Regions from separate parts of the Homo sapiens genome. Here region 1 is linked to region 2. Evidence: read pairs that join two places in POLR2A ChIA-PET (ENCODE). Cell type or tissue: PC-9. All regions are shown on one strand. Links, peaks and the distances in the headings refer to the core of each region. The heading gives the core; the rest is flanking DNA.

The links. ChIA-PET counts read pairs that join two places held together with the same protein. Peaks named below come from ENCODE experiments on the same cell type or tissue, not always from the same donor. Only the 100,000 strongest peaks of a DNase experiment are listed, where the experiment ranks them.
Region 1: POLR2A ChIA-PET joins it to region 2 with 8 read pairs; 5 of 35 experiments call an interaction of 5 or more read pairs at or near these places.

What each region holds. Positions count from the first base shown.
Region 1 is chr6:133,930,395-133,945,699 of GRCh38, reverse strand. No RefSeq gene overlaps it. Among named protein-coding and RNA genes, the nearest start is that of TBPL1, 15 kb to the left of the region's middle. In PC-9, for the core only: no CTCF peak of the experiment used is centred there; no DNase peak of the experiment used is centred there.
Region 2 is chr6:133,993,123-134,008,427 of GRCh38, reverse strand. SLC2A12 (solute carrier family 2 member 12) reads left to right here. Exons shown (of 5, transcript NM_145176.3): 3 at 1,494-1,616; 4 at 6,299-6,431. Among named protein-coding and RNA genes, the nearest start is that of TBPL1, 48 kb to the right of the region's middle. In PC-9, for the core only: no CTCF peak of the experiment used is centred there; a DNase peak (open chromatin) is centred at 7,777; H3K4me3 peaks cover 762 bases; H3K27ac peaks cover 1,196 bases.

The DNA of each region.
Region 1 (15,305 bases), core at 4,483-8,482, 61 kb after region 2:
ACTTAGATCTTTTTGAGGCCACAATGCAACTTTCCACAGAAGTTAACTTCACAATTTGTCTTTAGGTAACCATATTTGGTGGAATTGATTATGAGGATTAATAATATAGCCAGTGATGGATACAATTACTCCCAGGACTGCCTTTCCTCATTTTGGGGAAAGCATAAACTTCACTGGTAAGAAGATAGCTGTATCTTATTACATAGAAAGATAGCATTGTTTGTTGCAGAAAGGTGCATATGGAAGCTGAGTAGTCAGGCGGGTTTCTGAAGTGCATGTGGCTGCTGCAATGTGAGCAGCTTCTCTGGCATCTGATTCTTGCAACACATGCAGCTCCTCCAGTGCCCAGTTCCTGCAACAACACCCCCACCTCTGCCCTGTCGGGTGCCTCCAGTGAACTGCTTCCCCAGCACCTAGAGGGTGGATTTCCAGTCTGTGAAGCATCATAGTTTCCAAGGCATTCAGTGAGCCCTGGCCATGCCCTCTCCAATAAGGGCTGGAGCTCAGCCATGATGAGGGGGAGCGGGGGTTGGGGGGAGGTTGAGGGGCTAGGAGGACATGAAGGGAAGCTCTTTGGGTGCCCCATCTCAGCCCTAGGAGTAGTACCTGCACCTTATACATACTATTTATGTATTTAGAGTTTTCTTGCCTTCTTCCTAGATATTTGCTCAATACTCCAATCCCCTGCTATAGTTTAAAATTCTTTATATTATTGTCTCTATTCAAATTACTGTATGGTTTATCTCCCCTGACTGGACTCATTACCCCACCTTCCTCACCACTGTGATTGGTGGGAAGAAGGTATATGACCAATCCAGACCAAAGAGTATCCTACCCAGGATTAACTGAAGTGCAGCTAGGAAAAAGAGCAATTTCCTTTTCTGGTAGTAAAACTGGGAGGATGTGAACTGAAAGCAATAGGCTGACATATCTTCTGTGAATAGGAAGATGATATGCACTAGCAGATAACAAAGCTGACATGCAGAGAGCAGCAGAGACAAAAGGTGGAGAGAAAAGGAAAGCAAGTGTAATACTACTTCACCAAGCTTGTCCAACTTGAGGCCTGCAGTTCACATGTGGCCCAGGACAGCTTTGAATGTGGCCCAACAATAATTTGTAAACTTTCTTAAAACACTATGAGAGTTTTTTGTGAATTTTTTTTTTTTTTTTTTGCTCATTAGCTATCATTAGTGGTAGTATATTTCACATGTGGCCCAAAACAATTCTTCCAATGTGGCCCAGGAAAGCCAAAAGATTGGACACCTCCTGACTTAATGAAAAGCTCAGTAGTATGAAGATATCAATTCTCCTCAAATGTGCTACAAATTTAATGTTATCCCAGTCCACAGCCAATGATAATTTTTATAAAATTAATCGGATTCTAAATTTCATCTGGAAAAGAAAATGCAAGAGCACAACAGAAAATTTTGGGAAAAAAAAATACATTAAGACTGCCAGGGACCAGGCACAGTGGCTCATGCCTGTAATCCCAGCACTTTGGGAGGTCAAGATGGTAGAATCACTTGAGGCCAGAAGTTTGAGATCAGCCTGGGCAACATAGCAAGACCTCGCCTCTATAAAATATTAGTAGTCCTAGCTACTTGGAGACTGAGGCAGGAAGATTCCTTGACCCCAGGAATTCAAGGCTGCAGTGAACTCTGTTCATGCCACTGCACTGCAGCCTGGGTGACAGAGTAAGACCTTGTCGCAAAAAAAAAAAAAAAAAAAGAAAAGAAAAAAAAATTTTTTTTTTTTTAAACCTGCCAGCCAGATGTGGTGGCTCATACCTGTAATCGTAGCACTTTAGGAGGCCGAGGTGGGTGGATCACTTGAACCTAGAAGTTTGAGACAAGCCTAGGAAACATGGCAAAACCTCGTCTCTACAAAAAATACAAAAATTAGCCAGGCATGGTGGTATGCACCTGTAATCCTAGCTACTGGGGAGGCTGAGGTGGGAAGATCGATTGAACCCAAGAGGTTGCGGCTGCAGTGAGCTGTGATGGTGCCACTGCACTCCAGCCTGCATGAGACCCTGTCTTAAAAAAAAAAAAAAGGCCCTCTAGATACAAAAACACACTGAAAAGCAATAATAATTAATATAGTGTAGTATTGGGACAGGGATGGACAAAAATATGAGTGGAAAATAATAGAAAAAACAGATCCATGTATTTAAGGAATCTAGTAAATAATAAAGGTGGCATTTCAACTCTGTTGGAAAAGGATAAACTACTAATAAATGTTATTATGTCAATTGGTTATTTTAAAAAATATATATGATAAGATCTTTATTTCATAACAAAAATAAATTCCACATGGGTTCCCACTATCTCTGATCTTAGGCCACTTTTGGAGGTGTTTTTAATGAGATGTGCCAAATGTATAGGTTTTAAAAATCCTCAGCTCTGTTAGGTTTTATTGTCAAATCCGGATCCAGTATCCTTACAGTTTATTTATAAATGATTATACATAAATACATTTTCTTTGTAGAAATTCAGTACACACACACACACACACACACACACACACAGATTCCTTTAGTCTTCTTACTCCTGCCATTCTACTTTCCTCCTCAAAATTAACACTTGATATGATATCTACTTTAAATAATCCAGAAATTATCCATTGTGCCAGTCTTCTGGTTTTTAGTGCTGCTATGAATTAATTTTTATGTTTCTATTTCTTGTTAATTTAATTAAATTTTGAAAGAGTATGGAGATAAATATGTATTTCTAGTTTTGAAAGTAAAATATGGAGTTTTGAAAGTATGGAGATAAATATGTACTTTTTAAATTGACAATAATTGTACATATGGAGTACATAGTCATGTTTTGATACATTGTATGTATCAAATTACATTGTATAGTAATTAAATCAGGGCACTTAGCAAATCTATCATCATTTATCATTTAAGTAACCTTCTTGAAACAAAAGTTCAGTTGGTTATTTCAAAACTAATTCATTTTGCAACTAATATAAAACTAATAAATATTAACACTATTTTGAAGTATATAAAATCAAAAGTTATTTTGAAAATGCATTTCAGGCCAGGCGCAGTGGCTCACGCCTGTAATCCCAGGACTTTAGGAGGCTGAGGTGGGTGGATCACCTGAGGTCAGGAGTTCGAGACCAGCCTGGACAACATGGCAAAACCCTATCTCTACTAAAAATACAAAAAGTTAGACAGGTGTGGTGGCATATGCCTGTAATCCTAGCTATTCCGGAGGCTGAGGCAGGAGAATCACTTGAACCCTGGAGGCGGAGGTTGCAGTGAGCTGAGATTGTGCCACTGCACTCCAGCCTGGGCAACAAAGGCGAAACTCCATCTCAAAAAAAAAAAAAAAGAAAGGGAAAGAAAAGGAAGTGCATTTCAGCTGGGTCCAGTGGCTCATACCTGTAACCACAGCACTTTGGCAGACTGAGGTGGGAAGATAGCTTAAGCCCAGAAGTTCGAGACCAGCCTAAGCAACATAGTGAAACCCCATCTCTACAAAAAAATTACAAAAAAATATTAGCTGGGTGTGGTGGCACTTGCCTGTAAATCACATCTACCCAGGAGGGTGAGGTGGGAGAATCACTTGAGCACCCAGGAGGTTCAGGCTGCAGTGAGCTGCGATTGTGCCACTGCACTGCCCAACCTGGGGGACAGAGTGAGACCCTGTCTCAAAAAATAAAATAAAACAAAATAAAATGCATTCCACTATGTAGTGGTGAGAAAGTTACCCACTTTATTTCCACTCTAGAAACTTTATCATGCATACTTAACTCTATTAAGTTGGGGGAAGAAAGTGGAGGTCAATGCAAGAGGAATGTCCTTAAAACTTGTATTGTTTGAAAGAGGAGTTAAGATATGATTAAATTTCAGATCTTGGTGTTAAGTAGAGTACTAAGACTATTACTATCACAAGAGAATCAAACTAGAGCATAAAACTAGAGTATGTAAGTTTTCATCTAATAAAAGGCAAAAATGAAATAAGAAAACAGGTGATTAAACAAATACTGTATAAAGAAAATCAAGAGAGGAGAAAAAAGAAACAGAAAAAGTAGAACAAATAGAAAGCACAAAGAAACAGAGTAGAAGCAAGCAAGTTCTAAATGTAGTAACCATAATATGTGTAAATAGATTAAATTTACCCTTAAAAATACAGAAATATAATAACAATGGAACAACATAGTAATGGATGAAAATAATTCAAGAATTTTTTTGTACAAATATATTGAGCTAAAATAAAAACAGAGATTGTTCTGGTGGACTAAAAAAGTAAACAAAAAAACCCCTCTATTGTCTCCACAAGATTCTTTATATTTAAAGAATGGAAAGCTAGAAACTAAAAAGAATTTCAGAAAAATACTAACCAGAAAATCTAGTAGCCATGTTAATATCAGACAAATGTTTTGCTGATATTTTGCTTACACAAAAATCACATCTACCCAGGAGATAAGCAAAAATTAATAGATACACAATTGTTACCAAAATGCCAAGGGGTTCATCTAGGTCCTGCTGCTTACTGCATGGAAAGCCAATCACTGAGAGGGCAAGTATTGCCAAGGAAGAAGGCTTTAATTGGGTGGTGCAGCCAAGAAGATGGGAGCTCCATCTCAAATCCATCTCCCTGACAGACTAAAATTAGGGATTAATATAGCAGGGAAGAAATGTAACAATGCATAGAAAAACAGGAACTTAGGAAGCCTAAGGAATCAAACATGATGATTGAGGGGCCTGTTGTGTCATTGTCTGGATGCAAACAATTGCTGAGTTTCAGTTCTTTGATACTTTTTGAGAGGCCTGAGGGTCCTTTCTAGAGGAAGGAACTCAGATAAAACAAATTTAAGTTTCAAGCTTTAAGAAGATCAGGAGGATTAATTTCTATGTTTATATAAACACAAAAACAAAAAATCTATCTATGTGAGTATTGGGTTGATTTCACAATGAGAAATTGACAAATTTATATTGCAATGAATATGCCAATAATAAGCCTTTCTGAATAAGGCAGATAAAAGTAGAGATATAAGCTTGTTATTTGCTTTAAGGAAGAAAGCCTGAAAGTTATCCACTTGAGAGTGTAGAAAGAAAGGCAGAAGAAACTGCAAGAAAGAAAAAATTAACGACGAAGATAAAGACAGAAACTCATGAAATAGAAAAACAGAAAACAGAGATGATTCTATTGATTAAAAAAAAAAAACGTAAAATAACCATTGGGTGAGTCTGGCCAAGAAGAATGAGATAAAGCCCAAATAAAAACAACTAAGAATGAAAAAGGGAGTCCTAACTTCAGATATAATGAAGCCTAAAACAATAAAAGGGAGAACACCATAAACAACTTTGTACCAATAAATTGAACATTTTGAAGAAATGGATAACTTCTTAAAAATAAAAAAAAACGTATAGCAAATATAACACAGGAAGAAAGAAATGAACCTCTGGATTTTGGTAATTGACCAAACATTCTGAAGAAAACTATTAAAAATGCTGGGGAAAAAATCTAAAATCCTTTTTAAAAGCAAATACTGAACAGAGAATAAGATACTGTAAGACCAAAATTAGGAACGAAAAAGAACCAAGAGAGATAAATAAGCAGTAGAAGGTGTTTATGCTTTGTAGGGGTAATGACAACTTGAACTTTCGTTTTGATGTCCCCACTGAGTGAAAGGTATGGCAATTGCCCAGGGATTGCACAAAGCAGGAAGCTGAACAGGAAGGAGATCCTCCTGACAGTGAGGTAGGAAATGAAAGGGCTGTGTCCTTAGGGCAAGAATATACCTGAAATAAACAAATCCTCTTTTGGTTGTTTCCATCATGGTGACGGTCCCGGGAATTTCAAGCTTTGAACTTAGATTAAGGTAGTCTCAGACTGATGGTGTCCTTAGGTGCCTAGCAGAAACAAAGATATCTCTCTATAGGAAGGTGGATTCCTGTTAGGCTAGGATAGTTCCCACAAATACATTTTAAAGTACTATTACCAGAACATGTGTAGTCAAGTTTAAACAGACACATGAGGAAAGAAGACAACATAAGCAAGAACAAACAGAAATAACAAAGGCCATAGAACCACAAATACTTAATATTTGGATTTAGCAGGTTATAAAACAGGTAATAAAACTATAGTTATTATTTAATGAAATAAAAGATAAATTTGAAATATCTTCGGGAAAAATTACGTTGCAGATATTTAAAAAAGGACCAAAGAATAAAATAAATTTATATGGTTCAGAAATTCTCCACTGTTTTAGTCTTCTGGTGGCACTCCATACTGGTTTTTAGTGCTGCTACGAATTAATTTTTTTTTCTTTGAGACGGAGTCTCACTCTGTCACCAGGCTGGAGTGCAATAGCACAATCTTGGCTCACTGCAACCTCCACCTCCTGGGTTCAAGCGATTCTCCTGCCTCAGTCTCCCAAGTAACTGGGATTACAGGCATGCGCAACCACACCTGGCTAATTTTTTTTTTTTTTTTTGTATTTTTAGTAGAGATGAGGTTTCACCATGTTGGCTAGGCTGGTCTCAAACTCCTGACCTCAGGTGATCCACCCACCTCAGCCCCCCAAAGTGCTGGGACTCTAGGTGTAAGCCACCATGCCTGGCCTGAATTAATTTTTATGTTTATGTTTTTACATAATTTTTATTTTTACATTTCTTCAATTTAATTGCATTTTGAAAGGGCAAGGAGGTAAATATGCATTTTAGGCCACCTTGAAAGCCAGTTGATGACTTTAACGGCAGACTAAATACAGTTGAAAAGAGAATTGGTGAACTAGGAGCTAGGTCAGAAAAACAATAATTTAAAAGTGAAACAGAGAGACAAAAAGAAAACACAGAATAAGAATTAAAAGAAATAAACAACAGAGGAGAATAGATTAATATACATCTCATCAGAATCTAGGAAGGAGAGGAGAGAGAAATGGGGCAAAGGTAATATCTGAAGAGATAATGGCTGAGAATTTTACGGAAGTGATGAAAGACACTAATGTACATGAAAGACACTAATGTACAGGTTAAGACAACCCAGTGAGTCTCAAGCAAAATAAACAAGAAGAAACCTATATCTAAAATTGTCATAATGAAACAGCTGAAGAGCAAAGCTAAAAAAAATAGAAAAAGAAAAGAAAATAGTGAAAACAATCAGAGAAAAGTGATGAATTGCTTTCAAAGGAGTAAATATGAAACTGACATGACTGCTCAGCAGCAGCAAGAGACATCAGAAGACAATGGAGGGGGATCTTCCACTTACTGAGAGAAAATTACTATCTAGTCTTAATGTCTAGTGAAAAATATTTTAATAGTGAGGCTGAAATAAAGACATTTTCAGGCTAATGAAGACTAGTAGTTTTTCCTAAGCAGAATCATACTAAAGAAAGTTATAAAAAAAGTGCGTTAGGCAGATAAAAAAAATGTAAGCTATAAAAAGGTATAAAGAACAAAGAAAGTGGTGAATAAATAAGTTAATATACACTGAAAGAGTAAAAGAACAACAATATAGCATCTAAAAAATAGAAAAAAATGCAATTACAAGTATCACATATGTTGAAGAGGGTCAAATGGAATCAAATATCCTAAGCAGCTTGTATGAAGGGTAAAGGTTAAGTATGCATGTTGTAATTCTAGGATAATTACTAAAAGAATAGAAACAAATTACACAATCTCCCAGCAGTAAAGGGAAAAAATTGGATGATAAGAAACAATTTGTTGAAAGAAGCAAGAAAAAAGAGAAAAGTATATACTGAATAGGTAGAACAAATAGCACACCATAAGATGGTAAATTAAAACCCAAATATGTAGACAATTACATTAAATGTATATGAACTAAATACTCCAGTTAAAAGTCAAGCTTATCAAGCTTGACTGATTAAGAAAAACAAAACAGGACAGGCACAGTGGCTCAGGCCTGTAATCCTAGCACTTTGGGAGGCTGAGGTGGGTGGATCACTTGAGGTCAGGAGTTCAAGACCAGCTTGGCCAACATGGTGAAACCACATCTGTACTAGAAATACAAAAATTAGCAGAGCTTGATGGCGCATATCTGTAATCCCAGCTACCTGGGAGGCTGAGGCAGCAGAATCACTTGAACCTGGGAGGTGGACGTTGCAGTGAACCCAGGTTGCAGTGGAGCCACAGCACTCCAGCTTGGGTGACAGAGTGAGATTCCATTTCAAAAAAAGAAAAAGAAAAACAAAACAAAACAAAAACAAAATCTAACTATATGCAGCTTACAAGAGAGACCCATCTAGGGCATTTTGGGATCATGGTGGACACAAGGCAGGACTAGATTGCAGCTCTGGTCAGGGCAGCATGCGGAGGCTTGCATTATGAATTTTAGCTCCAGACTGACTGCAAGAACAAACCAGCAATCCTGAGAGGACCCACAGACCATCTGAAAGAAGCAGACTGCTCCTGCAGGACCCAGGAGATACCCCAAATACTGTGAGTGCCCCAACTGCAGAAGTGGGAAAGGGAGACCCTCCTCTCCTAAACACACACCCCTACTGGAGAAGCTGACAGTCTGTTTGCGGGAGAAGTTTCCAACTTTACCTGGAGCTGATGCAAGTTACAGAGCTGAGTGGAGTGAAATACAGGGGTAGAGGTAGCAGCAGAAAGGCCCTGGGAGCAATCTGGGTCCCCAAGCAGCCCATTCCTGCCTGGCACCACAGGGATCCATCAGGAGGGTGGCCAGAGGAGCAGGGGGTAAAACTCCAGGGGGAAAAGGAATTCTCTAGCTGAACTTTGTAACAATTTGAACTAGGTGAGAAGCCTCCTGGCCAGAACTCAGAGAGAGCAAGAATTCGGCTTGTAGACTTCACAGGTGGGGAAAGTACTAAAGCCCTTTGTTTCCTTTTTTAAAAAAAAATTATTATTATACTTTTAGTTCTGAGATACATGTGCAGAGCATGCAGGTTTATTACGTAGGTATACACGTGCCATGGTGGTTTGCTGCACCCATCAACCCATCATCTACATTAGGTATTTCTCCTAATGCTATCCTTCCCCTAGCCCCACACTCCCTGACAGGCCCCAGTGTGTGATGATCCCCTCCCTGTGTCCATGTGTTCTCATTGTTCAGCTCCCACTTATGAGTGAGAACATGCAGTGCTTGGTTTTCTATTCCTGTGTTAGTTTGCTGAGAATGATGGTTTCCAGCTTCATCCATGTCTGTGCAAAGGACGTGAACTCATCCTTTTTTGTGGCTGCATAGTATTCCATGGTGTATATGTGCCACATTTTCTTTATCCAGTCTAACATTGATGGGCATTTGGATGGGTTCCAAGTCTTTGCTATTGTGAACAGTGCTGCAATAAACATACGTGTGCACGTGTCTTTATAGCAGAATGATTTATAACCCTTTGGGTATATACCCAGTAATGGGATTGCTGGGTCAAATGGTATTTCTGGTTCTAGATCATTAAGGAGTTGCCACACTGTCTTCTACAATGGTTGAACTAATTTACACTCTCACCAACAGTGCAAAAGCGTTCCTATTTCTCTACATCCTCTCCAACATCTGTTGTTTCCTGACTTTTTAATGACGGCCATTCTAACTGGCATGAGATGGTATCTCATTGTGGTTTTGATTTGCATTTCTCTAATGACCAGTGATGATGAGTTTTTTTTCATGTGTGTGTTAGCCACATAAATGTCTTCTTTTGAGACATGTCTGTTCATATCCTTTGCCCACTTTTTGATGGGGTTGTTTTTTTCTTGTAGATTTGTTTAAGTTCTTTGCAGATTCTTGATATTAGCCACTTGTCAGATGGATAGATTTTCTCCCATTCTGTAGGTTGCCTGTTCATGCAGATGGTGGTTTCTTTTGCTGTGCAGAGGCTGTTTAGTTCAATTAGGTCCCATTTTAGTTCCATTTTAGGTCCATTTAGTTCAATTAGGTCAATTCTGGCTTTTGTTGCCATTGCTTTTGGCATTTTAGTCATGAAGTCTTTGCTCATGCCTACATCCTGAATGGTATTGCTTAAGTTTTCTTCTAGGGTTTTTATGGCTTAAGTTTTACGTTTAAGTCTTTAATCCATCTTGAGTTAATTTTTGTATAAGGTGTAAGGAAGGGGTCCACTTTCAGTTTTCTGCATATGGCTTGCCAGTCTTCCCAACACCATTTATTAAATAGGGAATCCTTTCCCCATTGCTTGTTTTTGTCAGGTTTGTCAAAGATCAGATGGTTGTAGATGTGTGGTGTTATTTCTGAGGCCTCTGTTCTGTTTCATTGGTCTATATATCTGTTTTGGTACCAGTACCATGCTGTTTTGGTTACTGTAGCCTTGTAGTATAGTTTGAAGTCAGGTAGTGTGATGCCTCCAGCTTTGTTCTTTTTGCTTAGGATTGTCTTGGCTATATGGGCTCTTTTTTGGTTCCATATGAAATTTAAAGTAGTTTTTTCTAATTCTATGAAGAAAGTCAATGGTAGCTTGGTGGGGATAACATTGAATCTATAAATTACTTTGGGCAGTATGGCCATTTTCATGATATTCATTCTTCCTATCCATGAGGATGGCATGTTTATCCATTCATTTGTGTCCTCTCTTATTTCCTTGAGCAGTGGTTTGTAGTTCTCCTTGAAGAGGTCCTTCACATTCCTTGTAAGTTGTATTCCTAGGTATTTTATTCTCTTTGTAGCAATTGTGAATGGGAGTTCACTCATGATTTGGCTTTCTGTTTGTCTATTATTGGTGTATAGGAACGCTTGTGATTTGTGTGCATTGATTTTTGTATCCTGAGACTTTGCTGAAGTTGCTTATCAGGTTAAGGAGATTTGGGGTTGAGATGATGGGGATTTCTAAATAGACAATCATGTCCTCTGCAAACAGAGACAATTTGACTTCCTCTCCTCCTATTTGAATACCCTTTATTTCTTTTTCTTTCCTGATTGCCCTGGCCAGAACTTCCAATATTATTTTGAATAGGAGTGGTGAGAGATGGCATCCTTGTCTTGTGCTGGTTTTCAAAGGGAATGCTTCCAGGTTTTGCCCATTTAGTATGATATTGGCCGCCAGTTTGTCATAAATAGCTCTTATTATTTTGAGATATGTTCCATCAGTACCTAGTTTATTGAGAGTTTTTATCATGAAGGGGTGTTGAATTTTATTGAAGGCCTTTTCTGCATCTATTGAGATAATCATGTGGTTTTTGTCATTGGTTCTGTTTATGTGAATTACATTTATTGATTTGCATATGTTGAACCAGCCTTGCATCCGAGGGATGAAGCTGACTTGATCGTGGTTGATAAGCTTTTTGATGTGCTGCTGGATTCGGTTTTCCAGTATTTTATTGAAGATTTTCACATCGATGTTCATCAGGAATATTGGCCTGAAATTTTCTTTTCTTGTTGTGTTTCTGCCAGGTTTTGGTATCAGGATGATGCCGGCCTCATAAAATGAGTTAGGGAGGAGTTCCTCTTTTTCTATTGTTTGGTATAGTTTCAGACGGAATGGTACCAGCACCTCCTTGTACCTCTGGTAGAATTCAGCTGTGACTCTGTCTGGACTTGGGCTTTTTTTGGTTGGTAGGCTATTAATTACTGCCTCAATTTCAGAACTTGTTATTGGTCTATTCAGGGATTCAGCTTCTTCCTGATTTAGTCTTGGGAGGATATATGTGTCCAGGGATTTACCCATTTCTTCTAGATTTTCTAGTTTATTTGCATAGAGGTGTTTATAGTATTCTCAGATGGTACTTTGTATATCTGTGGGATCAGTGGTGATATCCCCTTTACCATTTTTTACTGTGTCTATTTGATTCCTCTCTCTTTTCTTCTTTATTAGTCTGCCTAGTAGTCTATTTTGTTGATCTTTTCAAAAAACCAGCTCCTGGATTCATTGATTTTTTAAAGGGTCTTTCAGGTCTCTATCTCCTTCACTTCTGCTCTTACCTTAGTTATTTCTTGTCTTCTGCTAGCTTTTGAATTTGTTTGCTCTTTTTTCTCTAGTTCTTATAATTGTGATGTTAGGGTGTTGATTTTAGATCTTTACTGCTTTCTCCTGTGGGGATTTAGTGCTATAAATTTCCCTCTAAACACTGCTTTGGCTGTGTCCCAGAGATTCTCGTACATTATGTCTTTGTTCTCATTGGTTTCAAAGAACTTATTTGTTTCTGCCTTAATTTCATTATTTACCCAGTAGTCATTCAGGAGCAGGTTGTTCAGTTTCCACGTAGTTGTGCAGTTTTGAGTGAGTTTCTTAATCCTGAGTTCTAATTTGATTGCACTGTGGACTGAGAAACTGTTATGATTTCCGTTCTTTTGCATTTGCTGAGGAGTGTTTTACTTCTAATTATGTGGTCAAGTTTAGAATAAGTGTCATGTTGTGCTGAGAAGAATGTATATTCTGTTTATTTGGGGTGGAGAGTTCTGTAGATTTCTATTAGGTCTGCTAGGTCCAGAGCTGAGATCAAGTCCTGAATATCCTTGTTAATTTTTTTTCTTGTGGATCTAATATTGACAGTGGGGTATTAAAGTTTCCTACTATTATTGTTTGGGGGTCTAAGTCTCTTTGTAGGTCTCTAAGAACTTGCTTTATGAATCTGGGTGCTCCTATATTGGGTGAATATATATTTAGGATAGTTAGCTCTTCTTGTTGCATTGATCCCTTTACCATTATGTAATGCCCTTCCTTGTCTTTTTTGATCGTTGTTGGTTTAAAGTCTGTTTTATCAGAGACTAGGATTGCAAACCCTGCTTTTTCTTGCTTTCCATTTGCTTGGTAAATATTCCTCCCTCTGCTTATTTTGAGCCTATGTGTGTCTTTGCTGATGAGATGGATCTCCTGAATACAGCACAGCGATGGCTCTTGAATCTTTATCCAATTTGCCTGTCTGTGTCTTTTAATTAGGGGCGTTTAGCCCATTTACATTTAAGGTTAATATTGTTATCTGTGAATTTGATCCTGTCATTATGATGCTAGCTGGTTATTTTGCCTGTTAGTTGATGCAGTTTGTTCACAGTGTCGACGGTCTTTACAATTTGGTAAGTTTTTGCAGTGGCTGGTACCGGTTGTTCCTTTCCATGTTTAGTGCTTCCTTCAGGAGCTCTTGTAAGGCAGGCCTGGTGGTGACAAAGTCTCTCAGCATTTGCTTGTCTGTGAAGGATTTTATTTCTCCTTCACTTATGAAGCTTAGTTTGCCTGGATATGAAATTCTGGATTGAAAATTATTTTCTTTAAGAATGTTGAATTTTGGCTCCCACTCTCTTCTGGCTTGTAGAGCTTCTCCAGCGAGATCAGCTGTTAGTCTGATGGGCTTCCCTTTGTGGGTAACCCTACCTTTCTCTCTGGCTGCCCTTAACATTTTTTCCTTCATTTCAACTTTGGTGAATCTGATGATTATGTGTCTTGGGATTGCTCTTCTCAAGGAGTATCTTTGTGGTGTTCTCTGTATTTCCTGAATTTGAATGTTGGTCTGTCCTGCTAGGTTGGGGAAGTTCTCTTGGATAATAGCCTGAAGTGTGTTTTCCAACTTGGTTCCATGCTCCTCATCACTTTCAGGTACACCAATCAAACATAGGTTTGGTTTTTTACGTAATCCTGTATTTCTTGGAGGCTTTGTTTGTTCGTTTTCATCTTTTTTCTCTAATCTTTTCTTCTTGTTTTATTTCATTAAGTTGATCTTCAATCTCTGACATCCTTTCTGCCACTTGATTGATTTGGCTATTGATTGATACTTGTGTATGCTTTGTGAAGTTCTCATGCTGTGTTTTTCAGCTTCATCAGGTCATTTATGTTCTTCTCTAAACTGGTTATTCTAGTTAGCAATTCCTCTAATGTTTTTTCAAGGTTCTTAGCTTCCTTGCATTGGGTTAGAATATGCTCCTTTAGCTCAGAGGAGTTTGTTATTACCCACCTTCTGAAGCCTACTTCCGTCAATTTGTCAAACTCATTCTCTGTCCAGTTTTGTTCCCTTGCTCTCCAGGAGTTGTGTTCCTTTGGAGGAGAAGAGGCTTTCTGGTTTTTGGAATTTTCAGCCTTTTTGCACTGGTTTCTCCTCATCTTCATGGATTTATCTACCTTTGGTCTTTGATGATGGTGAGTTTCAGATGGAGTTTCTGTGTGGACGTCCTTTTGGCTGATGTTGATGCTATTCCTTTCTGTTTGTTAGTTTTCCTTCTAACAGTCAGGCCCCTCTGCTGCAGGTCTGCTGGAGTTTGCTGGAGGTCCACTCCAGACTCTGTTTGCCTCTTTCACCAGCTGAGGCTGCAGAACAGCAAAGATTGCTGCCTGTTCCTTCCTCTGGAAACTTCGTCCCAGAGGGGCACCAGCCAGATGCCAGCCGGAGCTCTCCTATGTGAGGTGTCTGTCGACCCCTGCTGGGAAGTGTCTTCCAGTCAGGAGGCACGGGGGTCAGGGACCCACTTGAGGAGGCAGTCTGTCCCTTAGCAGAGTTCTTGAGTGCTGTGTTGGGAGACCCGCTGCTCTCCTTAGAGCTGGCAGGCAGGAATGTTTAAGTCTGCCGAAGCTGTGCCCACAGTCATCCCTTCCCCCAGGTGCTCTGTCTCAGGGAGATGGGAGGTTGATCTATAAGCCCCTGACTGGGGCTGCTGCCTTTCCTTCAGAGATGCCCTGCCCAGAGAGGAGGAATCTAGAGAGGCAGTCTGGTTACAGCGGCTTTGCTGAGCTGTGATGGGCTCTGCCCAGTTTGAACTTCCCAGCAGTTTTGTTTACACTGTGAGGGGAAAACCGCCTCTTGCAGCCTCAGTAATGGCAGACACCCCTCCCCACATCAAGCTCTAGCATCCCAGGTCGAATTCAGACTGCTGTGCTGGCAGCAAGAATTTCAAGCCAGTGGATCTTAGCTTGCTGGGCTCCGTGGAGGTGGGTTCTGCTGAGCTAGACCACTTGGCTCCCTGGCTTCAGCCCCCTTTCCAGGGGAGTGAACGGTTCTGTCTCACTGGCATTCTAGGCGCCACTGGGGTATGGAAAAAAACTCCTGCAGCTAGCTTGGTGTCTGCCCAAATGGCTGCCAAGTTTTGTGCTTGAAACCCAGGGCCCTGGTGGGGTAGGCCTGGAGGGAATCTCCTGGTCTGTAGGTTGTGAAGACCATGGGAAAAGCGTAGTATCTGGGCCAGAGTGCAGGGATTACAAGCATGAGCCACCGAGCCCGGCCACCAGCCAGTTTTAATCATAATGCAAAATTCTTGAATAAAACAGTGGAACAATGATAATCTTCTCAACAATAGCACCGGAATCATTTGGTAGCCACATGCAAAAACACAAACAAAACTTCAATCCAATCCGTACCTTGTATCATATGTAAAATTAATTCAAAACGGATCCTACACCTAAAACTATGAAATTTCTAGAAGGAAGGATAGGGAAAAACC
Region 2 (15,305 bases), core at 6,222-10,221:
CTTTTTATTATAATTATCTTCCATGCATGAAAGGTAACCCTGTATAGATTCACTTGGAGAATGTAAGAAAAAAATAGATTTTTTCCAGTCTTCTGCAATCCAATTTAGTTTTTTCTTCTTTTAAAGCAGCAAATTTACAGCCAGCAGATGTTTTTTCTACAGGGCATAATCTTGTCAGGAGAGGCAAATTTTAAGTTAGAGGCATGGCTGACTGCTGGATTCTGGCATAGGCAGCCCAGGTGGTTGCTGGCCAGAGCGGCCTCTCCCTGGCTTCTAGTTTCTTCTTCCCATCCCCTCTTCTGGGATAAAATTATGTAATTGGTTGATAAATCAGAGCTGGTCTTCTGAAACACAGTGAATCAGCCAACAGTGAGCCTGAGCTGGGGCAGGGCCAAAGGCCTTCTTTCCACTGAATCAAAGATGCTTACACTTGACATGTATTTATTAATTAATAAATATTTATTGAGTCACTATCAATAAAGCACAATGACAAAAAAGCATGAATTCCAGAGACTACTAGGGATAATGCCACGTTTGTCACTTAAGTGCTCTGTGACCTTGGCAAGTAACTCTTCTAAGCCTCAGTTTCCTCTTTGATAAAAGAGGTTTCGTAATAGTTCCCACCTTGTAGGGGTTTGTGAGGATCAAATGAGATGAGGTTGTAAAAATGTTTGTAAAAGCCCACAGTAAGAACTTCTGGCTGTTTTTTATTAGGCAAACTGGGCTTGATAGGCTGTGAGCAGAAGACAAGTTAATTTGCTCCTTTATTGCCCCATCTGATCCCATCAGGCAAGCCCCATAATGTTCCCTGTCACTCTCAGATAATAAAAAGTCCTCTGATGAGTTTTGGTGCCAATAAGACTCTCCTTCTAGAAATTCAAATGTTTAGTCTGGTACAATAATCAAATCTTGGAGCTCTATTTAATTTAGAACTTCTCTCCATCCAGCTTGCTTCAGGCCAGGACGCCCAAGTCAGAGAAGGGAGAGTAGCCGGCTTCCTCATGCCCACCTGGCTCCATTTCCTACCCACTCATTAGCTGTGATTTCTGACTCCTCCAAGGTCAGGGGGAGAGAGCTGAGGAAACAGCCCAGTCCTACAGCAGGTACACCTGGGCTCTGGCACTGAGGCTTCTGTGCTTGGCAGATGTCCAGAGCTGGCTCTCTTGTTGCTGCCAGGCAGGTGGCCCCACCTCTGCCCCTGCGGTTTGCATTTCTTGGGCCTGTGACAGATACCAGCACCTCATGCCCCTCACCCTATGCATGGGGACCATGGCCCAGCTCTCCTAATGTTTCTGTGAATCCTTTCTTCCTTGGCTGGAGGTGAGGAGGCAGCACGTCCCTTTACTGTCCTGTTCTGCTGAGGTAGGAAATGGTGCTTCCCAACCACAAATCCCGGCAGGATGAGGGCAGGGAGAGATCAGGGTGCTGGCACTCAGATTCAATGGGTTTTTGCTAAATGTGCTGTCCGCCACCCACTCTTGCCTTTCTTCTAGTGCCCTGGCTGGTGCTCAGCGAGATCTTTCCTGGTGGGATCAGAGGACGAGCCATGGCTTTAACTTCTAGCATGAACTGGGGCATCAATCTCCTCATCTCGCTGACATTTTTGACTGTAACTGGTAAGAAGTCTTTGTTTTCCTCTAATGTCTTTGGTCCTCGTAGGACAAATGTTAGGGAATCACACCCACCTAAAGACCATTTTTTCGTGGAAATTTTCAAACACACTTAGAAGGAGAACGGCCATGACCCTGAAGTACCCATGACCCAATTTACAGTTTTGAATGTAAATCTATTTATAACCCCACCTGCTCTTCCCCTACCCAATTATTTTGAGTCACATCCCATATGCAATGTTGTTTTTTCTGAAAAATTTCAGCATAGACCTTTGACATTCAAAAACATATAACTACAATGTCATTATCACACTTAAAAATATAATCATCCCATAGTATCAAACACCTAGTCTGTGTTCATGTTTTAATTGTCTTATAATTGCTTTTTATACATGATTTGAATCATGACCCAAATACATAACTTACAAGTCACTGAAATATGTCATAATTTGTAGGTTTTGTCTCCATCTCCTCCATCTCCTCACCCCCACTATACCTTATATTTTTAAAGAAATTAAAAATCTATTAAAAAACAAATGATTTATTTCATAGAATTTTCCAGTCTGAATTTTGTTGATTATAGTCATGTCACGTGCCCCTCTCTGTTTCTCTGTTTTTTTTTTTGTTTTTTTTTTTTTTTTCCGATAGTCTCTCTCTGTTGCCCAGGCTGGAGTGCAGTGGCATGAGGCATGATCTCGGCTCACTGTAACCTCCGGCCCCTGGGTTGAAATGATTCTCTTGCCTCAGCCTCTGGAGCAGCTGGGATTACAGGCACACAGCATCACACCCAGCTAATTTTTGTATTTTTAGTAGAGACAGGGATTTCACCATGTTGGCCAGACTGGTCTTAAACTCCTGACCGCAAGTGATCCACCCACCTCAGCTTCCCAAAGTGCTGGGATTACAGGCACGAGCCACCACGCCTAGCCCTCCTCTCTGTCTTTTATGTTTCTTGTAAATTGCTATTAGATTTAGATAGAGGCTTGAGGAGAAAGAGAAACCAATCCACAATAACAAAAGTCATGTTTAGGTGTCAGGCAGAATTGCTTGTAATAATAACAAACTTTTATTTTCAAAAGGGATCTCATCAAATTTAAGGATAGAGAGCAGCAGAAGGGAGATTCTTTTTTTTTTTTTTTTTTTTTTTTTTTTTTTTTTAAGACAGAGTCTCACTCTCTTGCCCAGGCTGGAGTGCAGTGGTGTGATCTCGGCTCACCACAACCTCCATCTCCCAGGTTCAAGTGATTCTCTTGCCTCAGCCTCCCAAGTAGCTGGGACTACAGGTGCGCACCACCAAGCCTGGCTAATTTTTTTGTATTTTTAGTAGAGATGGGGTTTCACTTTGTTGACTCAGGCTGGTCTCGAACTCCTGACCTCGTGATCCACCTGCCTCAGCCTCCCGAAGTGCTGGGATTACAGGCGTAAGCCACTGTGCCTGGCAGGGAGATTCTGTAATAAGGTCAGGCTCATTGTTACTTTCCACTGAAGCCTGAAATTCAACTGCATTGTATAGAAAATTTGAGGATCCCTATGTCGGAAATAAGGCAAGGCATAAAAAAATGTTACAAGCAAAACAAAAAATGGCTGTTTGTGTGTTCCATTCAGCAGCCCTATCTAAAGGAACCACAAATTAGATTTATATATTATAATAAAATAACCCAATATTAGGGATCAAATCAGAAACAGAAGCATTCGCCTTGTTTTCCTAGCTCCAACTTGTAAACATGAAGAAAGTAAGAAGGGAAACCCTTTGGGGATTACAAAGAATGATAGAGCTAAAATAAATAAATAAAGCCTAAATTTATTTTTTTAAAAACGATAGAGGCTTGAGGAGATTTACATGTCATTTTTTGGTGAACTCTGTGGCAGCTGCTGCCGTGTGAACTGCCAACAGGAGGCACATGAGGTCTGGTTGTCTCGCTGTTTGTCATTGTTGGCCTCCTTTGATGATCATTTCCCAGACCTACTCATTATGTCATTCCTTCTCCATTTTTATCTGAAATACCTCTCTAAAGAGAAATTTCTTCTCATTAGCTATTTGGCTATCCTGAAGTGTGGATCATATAAGAAAGGTAAAATACGTGCTTGAAACTTTCTCTTTATTTTCTAGTTTTCAAAATAATGTGGCAGTTCCCCAGTATCCACGAAAACTGACCAATGAGTCGGTTTCTCTTTATTTCATATATAGATGAGGAACATGCAGCATGACTACAATCAAGAAAATCCAGACTGTGGGAAGTTCTATGAAACAAATAACCTAATTTCTTCATTTCATATATATTGTCTTTATAGATACAATTTTCAAAAATGGATGTTTGCTGAAAAGCATGCATATATATAAACACATATATACACATATACACACACATACATACATATATATTTAGTATATCCACTTTTGGAAATTAACCTTTGGGGTTACTATTTAAGCGTGGTTTGGGTTTTTATATAAAATTTTCAAATGTTCCTATCCTACCTTTTGAGAAGTAGCTCAAGATTAAAGGAAACAAAGAAACTGGTCCTACTCAGATCACACACATAAACACATGCCCTCAACCTTCACATGTGCACACACGTACTCAACACACACACACCCTCCATCTGCTATTTGATGTGGAGAAAGAGAAATATAAAAGAAAAAATGGAATTGATGAGGGATGGAAAAGATGACACACATCTCTGGGAGGGCTATAGCTAATACACTGGAGGAGCTAGTGAAGCTTTAGAAGTTCCGTATGGGCTTTTAGAACAAATGTAGGAAAACAGATCCACTTAAAAACAAAAAGCCTAGAATGCTCTAAAACCTTTAGATGACATTTAATTGGAATGCTTGACATTTCCTACTTATTTTCAAAAATAAATTTTCCAAGTGTAGGACACAGGGATCTAAAAGACGTGAGGTTCTACTTGGCAGTAAGCCCTTAAACACCAACATTTTTTATGCAATTTCAGCTGTATCAATAAAAGCAGACTGTTCCAGATAGACAAATGTACTCTGCAGTGATCATGACACAATTGTAGCATTGCATTCAGCTCTGAGTAAAACATCTCGAGAGGGCCATTTAAAAATTGCAGTGTGTTCGCTGAAGGAGGGCAACCTGAATGGCGAGGGCAGTAACCTATGCTGTGGGAAGAATGGTTGAAGAGCTCAGGATGTTTGACTTGGACAAGGGGATTCTCAGAGGAGGGCTGAGGTGCATTCAAATATTTGAATGGCTGTCACGGAGAAGGGGTGGGGAGAGCTGATTCACTGTGTGTCCTTCCACAGGACAAAGCACAGCCTCTGAAAGGCAGATTTAGGATCTAAGCAAGGAATAACTTTTTAGCAGACGCAACTATTTCACAGGGCAGTAAGAGGCTTCGTGAAATGGTGAGCTCCCTGTTACTCAAAGTGCTCAAACAAAACTGGGGACAATTTGATGAGACAGCCTTTAGGGTTTTGACAATTTCTATATTCTGGTTTTAAGCTCCAGAGAAGGAAGGACACCCAATTCTACAAGGACTTTATTAAGCAATCAGTTGGGCCATACCCTGTGCCAGCTAGAAAAGCAGAGAGAGACAGGAGTTTAATTAAAATTGCCAAAAGAACTGCAGTGCGGTTCCTCCTTCCTGCTTCTCCCAACCTCAGCACAACTCACCGACAAGTAGTTACTATGCTTCGATTCTTTCATGCTGCATTTACAAACACTGCCTCAGTACACAAGTGCTCAGTCAGTTTTCCTGCCTGACCAACTGTGGTTTGTGGCTGCAGCTGTTAAAGGCTATTTGTAAAATCTTGTTGTTCGTAGTTGACTACTCCTTGCCACACTAGACATTCTGCTGCTGAGTCAGGGGCCGCCACAATGCAAATGGCAGCCTCAAGTGCACTGTGGGGGCCACTGCTGACCACTGAATGTGCCTTGACTTGGTCCATGACTACAAAGGGACTGTATCTTTGGCTGGAAGCGGTCAGAGGAAAAACTAGGTTTGCAGATGAGAGTCATCAGAATCTTGAGGATCCTGCTTCTTGTGATGCATCTTGGCAAGTTGATGGCTTTTACTGGATCCATGATCACTTTTTTCTCTGAACCCAGGAAGAAACATTACAAATACACTGCAAGCTATTAAAAATGATGAAATATTGCCAGCATGAAATGATTTATTCACATCAGAGCAAAGAAGGGTGAGCTCATTCCAAGAAAAATCCATCTGTACAAATGTCATTAAAAATGTCCACCATTGGGAATGATAGCAAGAGGGGGAAAAAATTGTCCACCGAACAGAAACTAAACTGCTACCATGGCGATTCCCAAGAGGGGAACTGTGGAGAGGGAGAAGAGAGATTTTACCTTCTACATCATATGTTTCCATGTTATTTGAGGTTCCTTTTTTGCATGTGCTTTTTTATATTAATAAAGACACATTGCCATTTTGAAACAGAAAGACATGCCCACCAAGAAGATGACATTGGGTGTAAATTGTGATAGTTACAAGACTGCTATTTTCTTCAACAGAGAAAACTAAGGTAGTCTGTAAAAGTAACACCTTCAGAGCTGGCTACATTTTAAATTTGTGATTTCTATTTTCCTGGATACTGCTGGCATGTTTGAAAATACATATGGTGCTATGTATGCCCTAAGTGGCTGTTCACAAATGGGATCAAAGCTACACAAAACACATTTCTAATCAATTTCTTTTGTCCTTTATAGATCTTATTGGCCTGCCATGGGTGTGCTTTATATATACAATCATGAGTCTAGCATCCCTGCTTTTTGTTGTTATGTTTATACCTGAGACAAAGGGATGCTCTTTGGAACAAATATCAATGGAGCTAGCAAAAGTGTAAGTATTACATGCATTGGTTTCTGAACAATACTCTTTGGTCAAAAGTGCAGCTTTTATATACAGCAAAGGAATAATATCTGAAATTATTAGATATTATTAGATTAGGACATTCCCTTTAGCGTAAGACTATGTCTCAGTGCATAATTCCAATTTCCCTGCTTTGTCTTTAATTTGGGTGATTCAGCTAAGGAAGAATAACCATTTCTTCCCAATGAATGAAGCTTTTTTTTTTTTTTTCAAACTACAAAGTGAATGTATTTGATTGGCAAGTGCAAATTTTCACTTATCAATGAAATATTGTACTGAATTTGAATAAAATCTTTACAATTGGAATGTTTTTTAACGTTAGCCTTTTATAATTATCATCAAACTGTAATGCTATTATTCATTACTATGACCAACCAATATGTACGTACAAGGTTACAAGTTTTTTCCTTTTATACGAAACAAAAACAAAAATACATCATTGTAATTAAAAAGCATTAAACCATATTTTCCTTTTTTGTAATGTAATAATTTTTACTAGAACAAAGTTTAATATTTTCACTGTCTGCATTTCTTTTCGGAAAAAGAAACTGTTACTATTGTTGTTTTACCTGATTTTTTCCTGAAACTAATTTTGTTGTACAGAGGATGTGAATCTTCTGTGCTACTGATTAAAACTATCTCATTTAAAAAACAGTTTATTTCCATAGGTTTTTGGGGAACAGGTGATATTTGGTTACAGAGTAAGTTCTTTAGTGGCGATCGTGAGATTTTGGTGCACCCATCACCGGAGCAGTATACATTGAACTCAATTTGTAGTCTTTTATCCCCCACCACCCCCCAATGCTTCCCCCACCCAGTCCCCAACCAACGGGTGAACATTTTAAAGCTCTACTCAATCACCATCTCAGAACTTCTTCCGCCTCTCTAGCTCCCCCCAACAGGTTTTCTTTGTTTGGGGTTTGGGGTGGGTCCCGGAAGTGTAGATATACCATGTTCACACTGGGCTAGGAACTTGGGTCTCAGCCTTTCCATCTCTATCAGACTTAGAGCTCCTTCTCTGTGCCCTAAACACTTGCTAAGGCTAAGATTAGCAGAAAAACTCTCAGGCTTAACCATCTACCGTTGTTCTAAATATTGCACATTTAAGGTAATTTTAAGAAAGATAAGTTTCTTATATGAATAGGCTTTTAGAAAACTGGTTTAAAAAATTTCACAAGGAGAGATTGTTTAAACAATTTAACTTAGAAGTGAAACATTTAATTTAGAAGTGAGTGGCAGAAAATTCCCTTTCCTTTTTTAGTAGCTCTAATTGCCAAAACCATGTCCTGGGGGAAGAGGTGAGACATAGGGGCTAAGAATGAAGCAGAACTTGTTACTCTTCCTAGGATTACGTCGTTCCATTTAGAAATGCAGGGATACTTATTGTTGGGTTTTAATATAATGGGAGGAAACTACATTTTCACAATTTGTGATTTTCTTTTAAAAATACTTTGAAAACAGTAGAGAAAAATGTATGATTACAGATATTGTGGGCATAGCGATTCTTCAGCTTTTACTTGAAGGAAGAATAAACCTGATAGGTGAATTGTTAGTAGGTATATGTGTGCATGTGTATTTATATTGAACTAACCATTAATCCTGGCTTATTGGGGGTATAGTAAGTAGGATTGTGGAAAATTTTCACTTTGTGCTTTATACACTTTTAGATGGTCTAAATTTTAAAATATTTTACTTTAGAAAAAGCAGAAAAAAATTCTCCCAGTTTAAGCTTAAGGTAAATATCAAATTATAAGGCTAATTTTTTTTGATACAGATGAGGCCCTGTTTTCAAAAAAATAAAATGAAAATGATTCATTTACAATGGGAAATAAAATTGTGAGGAAGGCTGGCTATATCCTTGGACTAACTAACGCATTGCCTGGCTCTATCCAAGTGGAGGTTAAAATGATTGGATTTCTTGGTGAGCATTAGACTCTGAATAAGGCTATCAATTACAAACACGATTTAAATAATCAATGGCCTCAGACTTTGATAAGCCAATGTATCCACCTGTAAACTGGCAACATTCCTCATGGATTCAGGTTTTTCCATAACTGAGATGCCAGGACACCGATGACTTCCAAATCTATTGGTATTCCTCCATTTCTCATCCTTCCTTATGCCTGTTTCACATCAATTATCCATTGCTGCATAACAAGGCATCCCAAATGTTGCAGCTGAAAACAACTATTTCCCATGATTCTTTGGTTTGGCTGGGTGGTGCCTCTGCTTGCTTTGCCTGGGCTCACTCACATGTCTCCCTGGGCAGGAGGGCCCACAATCACATGGGACTTGATCACATAGGTGGCAGTAGGTGCTGGCTGTCAATGGGGAGCTTCAGTCCTCCCCAGTGGCTTCTCATCCTTGAGGAGGCAAAGTGGCTTCCTCACATGTCAAACTCAGGGCAACTTTCCAAGGTAGTGAAGGCAGAAAGAAGCTGCAAGTCTCTCTGAGGTTTACATCAGGAAGACACACATCACTTTGACCACTTTCTATTGTCAGCACAAGTCCTGAGGCCAGCCTAGATACAACAGGTGAAGAAAGAGACCTAACCTCTTGATGAGATGAAGGGCAAAGAATTTCTGACCACATTTAATCTATCAAACCTATTCTTTCTTGAAGTTCTTTTAGCTCATGTGAAACAATCTTCTTTCCTGGAGGGCCTCCTAGCTCACGGCTCTAATCTCCTGATTTCTCCTTCTGTTCCTACATTTTAGCTAACTTTGAAGATTCAGCTCTACATCCTTATGCTTTCAGACCCAACTCAAGTACTCATCCTCGAAGCCCTGAGTAGCTCTAGCCCTGGAGAGTAATCCTTTGTCCTAGATTTTCAATATCTTCTAGCCCTCTTTACTTCTATACTGCATTGGCTAGAACTCTTGTGGTTTCATCTTGTTAATTAATAAAGTTTTAGTTTCCAGGAATGCTCTGTCCATTATCTTTCTTATGTAACTCCTACAATGCCTACCTAGCTTAATATTGATTTCTGGTAGATGATTAAAAAGTATCCACTGTTCAATTTTATAACTTGTTTTGTTGGCTTCATGGTAAATCCACTTTGTGTATATGCACCTTTGAACTACTCATCTACTAACTCAGGGAGCAAAATTCCTTTAAACATTTTGTGGCTGGGTGTAGTGGCTCACCTCTGTAATCCCAGCACTCTGGGAGGACAGGGCAGGCAGAACGCTTGAACCCAGGAGTTTGAGACCAGCCTGAAAACATGGCGAAACCCCATCTCTACCAAAAACACAAAATATTAGCTGGGCATGGTGGCTTGCGCCTGTAGTCCCAGCCACTCAGGAAGCTGAGGTAGGAGGATCATCTGAGCCTGGGAAGTCGAGGCTGCAGTGAGCTGTGATTGCACCACTGCATTCAGCCTGGGTGACAGAGTGAGACCCTGTCTCAAAAGCACACACACACAAAAAGTAAAATTTTGTGAATTATTGTGAACAAAAATAACTGAAAAATTGAGGCAGGGAGAAAGTAGCAATTAATTAATTGAATGAAACTATATAGGCCTCCCTTACTATCACAACCCATTGTACTCTCTTAAAAAAGTCAAACTTGAAAGCAGAATGTTCTGTATAAGATTAAGAACTTTCAAATCCTTTTTTTCATATAGGGTTGCCAGATTGTATCAAATTGCAAACCAAACGAAAATTCAATGACAGAACTTAAGAAAATCTAATCTTTCTTTCTAGTAGGCTTCCAGAATAAGATATTCCTTAAGAACATATGATGTGGGTATCTAAAACCCAACAGAACTTATTAATTCAGAATTTGGGGTGGGGAAAGAATCTGTCTAAATTATTAAAATTCTGACTTAGGAAATGTTTTTGAAAGAATCACATTTCTGTTACTTTTGAGTCATGCAGTTACTCAAACTTAAATCCAGACCCTCTCCAAGAAAGTTATAAATTGCAAATTAGGAGAGGACCAAAAGCCAAAGGTACTGTTGACCTCTAAACAGACTATAGGAGAACTGCAAGGTTTGTAATGAAGAACAAAAATAAAGGCAATTATGAAAGATGAGATGGCAAAACAATTTTACATTTTAAAGTCATTACAGCAGTAGTAATCCCTACTAGCTATAAACCATGAGGAAGCCCAATACTGAGGACAAAAAGGAAAAGGTGCTTTCAGAATTTTTTTTTCAACATTTATTTTAGAATCAGAGGCTACATGTGCAGGTTTGTTACAAAGGTTTACTGCATGATGCTGAGGTTTGGAGTATGAATGACTCTGTCACCCAGGTAGTGAACATAGTACCCAATAGGTAGTTTTCTAGCCCTTGCCCACCTCCATCTCTCTCCTCTCCAGTCGTCTCAGTGTCTATTTTTGCCTCTTTATGTCCATGAGTACCCAATGTTTAGCTCCCACTTATAAGTGAGAACAAACAGTACTTGCTTTTCTGTTTCTACATTAGTTCACTTAAGAAAATGGCCTCCAGCTCCATCCGTATTGCTACAAATGATTTCGTTCTTTTTGACGGCTGTGTAGTATTCCATGGTGTATATATACCACATTTTCTTTATCCAATCCACTGCTCATGGACACCTGGGTTGATTCCACATGTTTGCTATTATGAATAGTGATGCAATGAACGTATGGGTTCATGTGTCCTTTTGGTAAAATGATTCATTTTCCTTTGGGTATATACTCAGTAATAAGATTGCTGCGTCACATGGTAGGTTAACTTTTTTTTGAGATGGAGTCTCGCTCTGTTGCCCCTAGGCTGGAGTGCAGTGACATGAGCTCAGCTCACTGTAAGCTCCGCCTCCCAGGTTAACACCATTCTCCTGCCTCAGCCTCCCAAGTAGCTGGGACTACAGGCGCCTGCTGCCACGCCCGGCTTTTTTTTTTTTTTTTTTTTTTTTTGTATTTTTAGTAGAGACGGGGTTTCACCGTGTTAGCCAGGATTGTCTCGATCTCCTGACCTCGTGATCTGCCCGCCTTTGCCTCCTGGTTAACTTCTATTCATGCAATACTAGTGAGCCAGAGGCTTTTCTGAGCTGAACCAACAGGTTGGCAAAAGCTTTTAAAATGACAATGTGAGCAGCCTGGCTTATGTAAATTGACCAAAGTATCTAAAGGGTATACGTTAAACAAGGTTTCCAACAGAGAAATGTCAGAGACAAAAAAATACAGTAAGTTATCAAATTAGTTAAGGAAATGCGAGGTGGTAGAAAGCCCATGGAACCTGCTTGTGCACAGAAGCTGAGGTGAACTTGAAGAATGAGGAAGGACACTGCTGAGTTAAGAGAGCCTTCATGAATTTACAAGTTAATAAAACAATGAATCAACTTTTGTCACCAAGGTAACCGTCCTGATGTAGAAATCCCAATGTCTATTTCTAAGAAAGGAAACTACAGTATCAAGTTAACTTCAAACATGATACTACACATTGCTTAGCATTTTCCTCTACATTTGGAGCTGGGTTCTACCCCTATTTCTAAAAAGCTGAAAAAACGAATATTCTTCCAAGGATGTTAAGTTTCTTATAAAATAAACAGTGACTCAGCTGAGAGGTCAGAAAAGATTTCTGCAATAATGTAATTTGAAAAGATTTTATTTTGAACTTCTGCCTTGCAAGCTACAAACTCAAAATGGGATGTGATGTTTGCCATATTTGCTGTTTCAGCTGTGATTTACTTTTCCCCCCAGCTTAAGTGGGCACAAATGGAGAAAGCAAACAAGTTAATGTTTTGTAAATATTTCAGTTCTGAGGCAAACTTACTTTTCACTTTTAGCAGTTAATTTGATGTGGTCATTTCTTCATTCATCCATCCATCCAATTCATTTATTCAACAAATATTTATCGAGCATCTACTATGTGCCAGGCACTGATCTAGGTTCTACAATAACATTATCAGCGAGTACAATCACCATGAGATTTCCAGTATACTGATTAGATAGTAAGTGACTAAAGGACTACTTTCAACTGGGCGGATCTGAGAAGGCTATTCTGAGAGGTAACATTTAAGATAAAACCTGGGTAATAAAGAGCCAACCTTGGAAGATAGGGGAGTAAATCCAGACAGAAAAAACAGGTAGTGCAAAGGCTAAGTCAGAAACACACTTGACTTGTTCCAGAAATGGAAAGAAGGCTGTAATCTTTGACAATGAGTTAGGAAGTAGGTAGAGACTAGTGTGCAGGGCTTTGCAGGCTGAGTGAAGAGTTTGGTTTCATTCTAATTGCAGTGGAAGCTACTGAAGGATTTTAAGCAGGGCAGTGACATGATCTGATTTACACTTTAAAGTGTGCCATAGTAAGTGTCTGCAGCCATCCAGCTGAAGGAGGCTGGGAAAGCATGCGATTCTAGTGCTGGGTCTCTTTTTCCATCATGACCACGGACCTTAAGTGGCCTTCAATCACATGTGGCAATCACACATATCCCTAGTCAATTAACTTTGCTTCTCTCCTAGACACATGTTCCAGATCACTTTCTCTCTGGAAACCTCCTCATTTCCTCATTCCTCACTGATGGCCTTGCTTCTGACTTCACTGAGAAAATGGACATAATCAGGGGGAAACTTCCACCCCTTCCACATACACAACCATTCCTCCAGGGCCTATGTAGGAATGCAGTCCTTCCTATGAGAGCCCCCTTCACCCCCTCTCTCCTCTCTCCCTTCTCCGGCACATTCTCCAGCAATTCTCCCAGCTCACTGCTGCATCATCTGCATCTTTACCTACTCCTCATCAGCACAGAAACCTGCTATGATTCTTTCTCCATCTTTTTAAAAACAAAACAAAACAAAAGGTCTTTTTGTGCCACTTTTCTCTCCAGCTTTTGCCCTATTTCTTGGGTACTATGTATAGCCAAGTTTTTCTAAAGCGTTGTCTATATTCGCTGTCATCACTTGTGCTTCTGCTCTTCCCATTCTCACGAAGCTGCTCCAGTGAGACTGTTATGGCCACTCCGCTCCTGAAATTACTTTTTAACATCCCAATTACCTCCATGTTGGTTAACTCTGTGGTCAATTCTCACTCCTCATCTTAGATTATCCCCAGCATTTGACTGGAGATAGTGCTCTTGGCTGGGGATAGTCCTTCCTGAAATGCTTGCCTCACATCCTTCTGCGACCCGTCCCCTGGTTATCTCTTACCTATGGTCTCTATTCCTCTGCTTCCTCTCTTAAAGTTGGTGTGCCCTGGGGCTTAGTCCCCTGACCACTTCTCTATCACCCTCACCAGCCAGTTGATCTCAGTCAATGTTAGTTTCTTTTTTGTTTGTTTGTTTGAGATGGAGTCTCGCTCTGTCGCCCAGGTTGGAGTGCCATCTCGGCTCAATGCAAGCTCTGCCTCCCAGGTTCACGCCATTCTCCTGCCTCAGCCTCCCGAGTAGCTGGGACTACAGGTGCCCGCCACCACGCCTGGCTAATTTTTTTGTATTTTTAGTAGAGACGGGGTTTCACCATGTTAGCCAGGATGGTCTCGATCTCCTGACCTCGTGATCCACCCACCTCGGCCTCCTAAAGTGCTGGGATTACAGGCGTGAGCCACCGCGTCCAGCCAGTTTTACAGTTTTTATCTCATTGATATGCCAGGGTCTGAAATTTATGTCTCTAGCTATCTCTCTAGAATTCAAGGCTTGTTTATTCAACTGCTTACTCTACATGTCTTTCCAAATGTCTAACAGATACCTAATACCTCACATGCCCTAAATTGAACCTGTGATGTTCTCAAACCTATTCTACTCACTGCCTTACCCACCTCAGTTGATGTCAATGTTATCCGACTACTTTGGCCACAAACTTTGGAGTCTTTCCTCTTTCTCACATACTCCACATTCAGTCTATCAGGAAGTTGTGTTGGCTCTTACTTCAAAATATATCCAGAGCCTGAACACCTTCACGGCTGCCCTGGTCTGAGTCACCATGATCTCCATCCTGAATTACTGCAATACCCACTTACTGGTCCCCATTTCTGCCTTTGTCCCCTCCCATCAGTTCTCTACACAGTGGCCAGAATGACCCCTTAAAATGCAATCAAGGTATTCTTTTGCTCCAATCCTCCAGTGGCTCTCCAGCAAGAGCAGAAGCCTTCCAATGCCCTTCCAGCCCTGCACAGCCTGCTAATCTCCCCTTCTTCTCTCACAGCCACACAGGCCAGAGGCTGCATCCCAGACACATCAAGCATGCTCAAGGCTCCAGATCGTGGCACTTGTTTTCTCTGCCTCGAATTCTCTTATCCTAGATATCCACCTGTCTTGCTGCTTCACCTCCAACAGACTTTTCCTGTCCCTCTATTTCAAATCCCAATTGTGTAGCCAACTCTGCACCCACTTTCCAATCCTTCAGTTTTAACCAAAGCAGAAACACTACATTTTACTTGGTCTACTGTCTATCTCTTCCTGCTATATTTAAATTCCATGAAGCCAGGGAATTTTGTTCACTGTTGTTTCCCAACACTTGGAACAATTCCTTGGCATATAATCGAAGCTCGGCATTGAATAGATGAAAAAACATGAATGAAATGGATACAAGAATAAGGTAATGAAGTAGTCAGGATGACACTGCAAGTTTTAGCTGAGAAACTGGACAGATGGTGAGATGCAGAAGCCTGAGAGAGGACTAGGTTTCAGGGCTCAGGACAGAATAGAGCTCGGATTTGGAGATATTGTGAGATGTCCATTAGACATCAAATAGACACATTAGTAGTAGGCAGTTGGATACGTAAGTCTGAAATTTGGAGACTCTAGGGGTTAGAGTCAAATGTGGGTGGCCATCAGCTTATAAGTGGTATTTAAGTCCTGAAGCCAGATAAGCTTATCTGGTCAGAGAACAGAGAGAGAAGGGACTAGGCCCAGTTTTGTGCCAAACTTAGAGACCGAGCAA